Regions from separate parts of the Homo sapiens genome. Here region 2 is linked to region 1. Evidence: chromatin contacts called from ENCODE Hi-C or POLR2A ChIA-PET data. All regions are on one chromosome and are shown on one strand. Each heading gives the region's core, a stretch centred on a gene start or an enhancer-like site at or near the end of the contact. The rest is flanking DNA. Distances are from core to core; before and after follow the strand shown.

Region 1 (2,935 bases), core at 426-2,925:
AGAAAATATCCTGGATGATCTTGTTAGGACATTAACTAAATACAAATTATCATCAACAAAGAAAACACTTCTTATTTTAAACATTTCAAAATGCATATCATTCATGTGGATGATACGGAATTTTTTGATAGTCTTCTCTGGATTATTAGTGTTCTTTTCATTATGTAACTTGCTTTTCTCATGGAAATGTTTTCTCCACTTGGATCACTAACTGCTAACAGAATGTGCAAGCATATGTCCTGCATATCTCTTTGAAAATGAGACCATTTCATAGCTAATTCATGACAATAAAAAGTGATGCTTTCTTACACAAAGTGGAGCGTTTCTTGCTGTATGCCATTTCAATTAAGGCATACGAGTTTGAATCAAAACAAAGTGAATTATTAGCAGGTATAATCTTTACCCTTTTTAAGCCTTCACAATATAAATGATATTAATATGTAAAATATATAAAGAACTACAGTCACAATTACATGTCCTTATGAAAATGTAAGATTTAAAGATATGAAACAAAATTTGAAGTTATATTTAACCAAGATTAAATAATATACAAGTTAAATACATATGATTTTGCTATCTGAAAGCATTCCTGAAAGTTAACAACATAAATTACAGATTTTCGTCTAGAAAATAATCTTCCTTAGAGTCAGTTAATAGTTTATAGAAAGAGAAAAGGAAGGAAGGAAGGAAGGAAGGAAGGGAGGGAGGGAGGGAAGGAGGGGAGGGGAGGGGAGAGGAGAGGGGAGGGGAGGGGAGAATGGAGGGGAGGGGAGAATGGAGGGGAGGGGAGAATGGAGGGGAGGGGAGAATGGAGGGGAGGGGAGGGGAGGGGAGAGAAGGGAGACGGGAATTTTATTATACAGAGCTATTCTAATTATTATTTTCTTCTTAAAGGTATATTTTGAGAAAGTGCAAGACTATAAAACACATATGAATAAATTATACAAATCATAAATGGCACCATATAAAGTAAAAGGGATATTACCATATAAGGACTGCATAGCTGTTCCCATATGGAATGCACAGGGAATATTATTGACAAATCCAGAACAGCCATATGTAACGCTCAGTGGCACTTCCAAATATAAAATACAAATACAATATGTAATACACTTACAGTATGTTGCATACCAAATGATCAAGCAATTTACCAAAGATTAGCATTTAAGAAACAAATACTACTACAAATAACATATGCACCTATTAATGATTTATTTTTACATTGGTGGTATTCATCAGATTTATCTTATGTTAAAAAGAAGTTTTCAGGGAATTTTCTGGCCCAAGGCTCTTTGTGGTAAACTAAAGGAAAATTATAGAACCATCTTGCCAAAAGAAACTTTAGAGATCATGCAGTCTTACTTTTAAGTGGGAAAATTGAAGCCCAGAAATGTTAAGTTGCTTGCTCAAGATTACAAAGCCCATTCATGGCAGAATTCCAGATCTCCTGGCTCTCAGACCAGACCCCAAATTAAAGCTATCCTAATTAGCTCCTTTTTACTGACAACACATATATATTTTAAAATCTTCATTGTCTGCTCTGTTGTCCAGTACAACAATCATCTGCAGAAACACGCAACTCTGGGTCTGACAGTGTAACACCACCATTCATTCCCAGTGTGATTTCATTGACTCTGACTCACACTTCCCTGGGATTTGCTGGGGAACAGAAGGAGATGTTGACCTCAATAAAAAAACAGCCATGACTCCATGAAAGTCATAACAGAGCCTAAAACTGTTTAATCCTGAAATAGGCGCCACAGAGAACGCCTTTGAAGAGGAGGTTTTGTTCTTCCTCCACAGCGCTTTAAGAAACACATTGAACGTGAGCCAAAGCCTCCTCTCCTCTACCATCAGCCATAACTGGAAGGCAAAAGGAAAAGGCCTGAAAATTAAAGCAGAATATGTGGCTCTCAACTGTACATTTCAATATTTTGTAACTTTCCACCCCTTCTCCCACCACTTCAGAGAAGAGCCTCCCCAACTCTACCCACTGTGGAAAACTGTTAAATCACTCAAGTGAAGTTCCAGATATATACCTAGAAATAAAATAACAACTTTAAGAAAATCTGGCCAATCACTAAACATGTATTTTCCCCCAACAGGACCTTGAGAACTCTCTGAATACTTAAATGTTAAACATCTAGACAGGTTCTAGTAAATTAAAAGAGTGCAATCACCGTTTCTCCCTGAATATCATCTTTTTCATTTCAAGGCAGACACAGTTCTAGCCTAAAAATTCCCTCGAAACCAGGATTATAATAGGAATTCAGTGTGTTTCAACTTGAAAAAATCATGCCAGAAAAATCATGTTTTCTTTGAGGGAGGGGTTCAGGGAGAGATTTAATTTTTTAATTACCAAAACAAGAAATTTTTGTTAGTCCTGGAAGTGCTTAGTCTTCTGTGGATTACTGAAATTGGGGATCCCTTATAAAACTAAGAGGATTTGTTAGTAAGTTTTAAAATCATTCCCCAACCATCAAATTTAATAATTCCACATTCAGCATTGTTCACAAGGTTCTGAGCACTGTAATTAACTAGACATAGAAAAGGACTCTGCTCCCAGATCAATCACTCTAATTCCTTCCCTGGCTCAGTAAATCCCCACTCTCCCATCTATCCAATTATAGTGAAAATTATCCTGTGTTATTTTAACTTTCAACACATTTCTAAATACATTAAATGTATTACATAGAAATATCTTTTTTTTTTTTTTTTTGCGACGGAGTTTCGCTCTGTCACCAGGCTGGAGTGCAGTAGCGCAATCTTGGCTCACTGCAATCTCCTCCTCTCAGGTTTAACGGATTATCCTACCCCAGCCTCCCAAGTAGCTGGGACTACAGGTGCGCATCACCATGCCCGGCTAAGTTTTGTATTTTTAGTAGAGACGGGGCTTCACCATGCTGGCCAGGCTGGTCTTGATCTCCTGACCTCG
Region 2 (3,032 bases), core at 40-2,539, 58 kb before region 1:
AGAATAGAGATAACAGCTATTAAATATTCTTTCATAGGATGAGCCAGATAAAATATATGAAGATTTATAGATACAGATAAAGATATAGAAATATCTGTAATTCAGTCAATAACCAACAATATTTAAAATAGCTGAGCAATACCAGCAGGAAAAGAACGGTGTGAAGGAGTGCTAAGGGAAGGTGCAAGATTGGTAGGGTTTATATGGGGGAGGGGGTGCTGCTTTAATTGGATTTTGTTTTCCATAGCTAATCAGAGAGGTCACATGCAAAATCTTTTCGTAAGTGTTAACCCATGGTCTCCCACCGCAGTAAGCTGGGAAAAAAGAACTACACCTATTTACAATGTGTTTTCCATAAGCAAGGCAAATCTGAAATTGTGAGGTTGGGTACATGGGGCTTTTACATAGGCAGTGAGCCTGCTGTCGGAGCCATCTTCATACCAGCCAAATCAGCCTCAAAGACAAAAAGAGAAAATGGAATGTGAAAAGACAAAAGTGACCAGCCTCTCAGCTCCCAAAGGGACCCTCCAAATAGCACAGCAACGGCAGCACTGTAACCTTCCTTGGCTGTCACAGGATCCTGTGAATAAAGAAAGTGACAAGCAAAACTAATTTGAGGCGGCAGTTGATGAACATTTGCCCATGTAAAAGCCACCACCAAGTGTTTCCTTTCCCAAGGACCTTAGAAAAAAAAAAAAAAACTAGGGTTCACTACCGGCTTCCTGTTTATTAGTGGGACTCAAAATGCAGAATATAAATGCATGTGCTGTCACACACGCATACACACACACACATTGTGAAATGGAGCGCTATCTTAACTCTGACATTTTATGTCTTTTCTGTATATGTAAGTGATATATAATACACGCATACATAAGTTAAAATGCCAAATTGGAAAGAGTCTGCTCAATCATGTCTTATGACATGATACTTCCTGGGAATAAAGCTTTCAGAATGTGACAATCAGACACGGTAATTAAAAATTAATACTGAAGCAGGTGTAGCAATATTTAGCATGTGTGCAGTGGAAGGTTGTAGAAGAGGTCAGTCACATGGTCTGCAAAATAGTCCAACTCTGTTGAAATCCCCGGCCCTAACCTCACCCTTTGCTTTGAAAATAATTCTTTAGCTGGTCAGCAGCATCTCAGTGTTTTCACTGACTTCAGAGGCAAAAGGCAAACATTTGCAGACACACCCTTGTCCCTCCATGAGGCCTGCAGTCCTTTCAGCTTTCTTTCCTGCTTCGCACATGAAAGAATGCCACCAGTCATATGACCCGATAATGACTGACTTCCATGCCACCCTCATCCAAGCAGAGTGACACCGGGGTCACAGGAGGTGCTTTTGCTGGGATGACAGCTCTCTGGCCAGTCAACCTCTCTCTTGATTTTTCCAGGACTATTATTTGGAGCAGTAGCAACAGAGCCAGAAAGAGAGAAAGAGACTTCAGATGATAAAAAAGTAATAATAATAACGAGAGTTATCAGGGAGAGAGAGAGAGAAAATAAAAGAGAGAGAGGAGGAAGCTGCTTCTATCTGAAATGTTCAGACATGCTGAAGTAATCATCCTGGCAACATGTTAGCAAAACATTAGAAACACTTTAGTAAGCAAATAATTTAATTACAGCCTTCTCGGAGGCAGTTTATATTGCTTGACCCCTGACCTCTTATATTGCTGTACCTAAACTCAGCCCGGAATTCACACTTCCTATTCTTGTCACAGAATCTCTCCATCTTGTACCATTTAATATAGTGTGCTCCAGGTGTTCTGTGGTGAATGAATAGTTATATTACTACCTGTCAGACACAATCACACTCTATTCATCATTCTCGCCTGGCTGCATGAGGCCCAGCTTCCAGCAGGCTCCCTCTCTATTTCCTTGTTCAAACGTCTGCGGTGCTTTTGGCCCATCTGTCAAGCCTGTCATTTAGAGGGAAAACAGTATCAGCGCTTTAAATATATGGAGTTCTCTATTGAAACAGTGCTGTGATTGAACTGTCAGCATTCTCAGTATCACAGACAGTAATTCATGACTGGTCAGGTCTCCACTGAGGTTGCTATTACTACGGTGACCCTGAAGGGTCACGCTGAGGGTTTTTGCTTTACAGTTTGGTCTATAAATAGTGCAATTAACCTTTCAAGAATTACAAAATGCTCTTGAATTCTCTTTATATTTGCTTCGTGCTTGCATAGTTTAAAGCAAGAGGAAGAAGAAAGAGAAAAAAAACTCTACAAAATTGCTGAAATATGTGCCATATGAGTAGAAATATACATATATATATATATATTGTTTTGAGAGTGAGCACTTCAAATGCATGAATATATTTTAAGCCATCGTTTGCTGTTTTGGAGCAAGATAACATATGCTGAGATTTCTGCTGAAATTAAAAGGTTTCTGAATCCGAAATAAAATATGATGGATGTGAATGAAAGGACTTCTGTTCATCCTTATGGAAAGGAAGTGAAGGTTTTCAGTTCTCCAAATTGTTACCTTTCAAAAACAGAGGGTTTCTCACTGTTTCCAGCCCCAATTTCTCAAGCAAAACACCTGCATTCCCAACTAAGCCCAGGGAAAACACTCTCAGGAGCCAAATGCTATCTCTAATCTTAGAACACAATCCCCAAAAGAAATAGAATGTTGGATGCTGATCAGGCCTCTGATGACTCCCTTGCATTTGAAAGCCTCACAGCACAGAAAGAGATTTTTCTGGTTTATTCTTGAGGAAATCAAAGCACTTTCTAAGGAAGCACGGAAGGTCAGAAGCAGAGCCTAAAATAGAAACCCAAATTCCAAATCTCAGCTTTCTGTAAAGTCAAGTCTATCAGGTCACCGCCTCCCCTTCCTCCCTGGAAACCATAATAATAAGAGTTCACTTTTCAGTATCTCTCTATAGACAATTACATGCTAAGGGATTCTGAGTAGTCACTGAGACTTGTTCTTGAATTATAGGGCCGGTCTCTTTTTTCCTTTAGGTTTCTGCTTCCCACGGATGTCTCATAACACAAAGAGTACAGATTCACGGTGCTGCTC

Evidence for each region. A loop is a pair of places that touch in the nucleus more often than their neighbours do. ChIA-PET counts read pairs that join two places held with the same protein, here RNA polymerase II (POLR2A). Pooled maps may share reads with other maps.
Region 2: a loop to region 1 is called in a map of cardiac septum, with 5 times the contacts of the local background. The contact joins two enhancer-like sites. A Hi-C loop is called at or near these places in 5 of 168 maps with a recorded cell type or tissue (Right ventricle myocardium inferior, cardiac septum, heart left ventricle and 2 more) and 5 of 50 pooled maps. POLR2A ChIA-PET finds 5 or more read pairs at or near these places in 1 of 52 experiments (AG04449).

The regions. Positions count from the first base shown.
Region 1 is chr5:123,751,496-123,754,430 of GRCh38, reverse strand. No RefSeq gene overlaps it. Among named protein-coding and RNA genes, the nearest start is that of CSNK1G3, 240 kb to the right of the region's middle. Within about 2 kb of position 1,675, at least 2 of the 41 ENCODE cell types and tissues checked have a DNase peak (open chromatin) inside an H3K27ac peak, as active enhancers do.
Region 2 is chr5:123,808,613-123,811,644 of GRCh38, reverse strand. No RefSeq gene overlaps it. Among named protein-coding and RNA genes, the nearest start is that of CSNK1G3, 300 kb to the right of the region's middle. Within about 2 kb of position 1,289, at least 4 of the 41 ENCODE cell types and tissues checked have a DNase peak (open chromatin) inside an H3K27ac peak, as active enhancers do.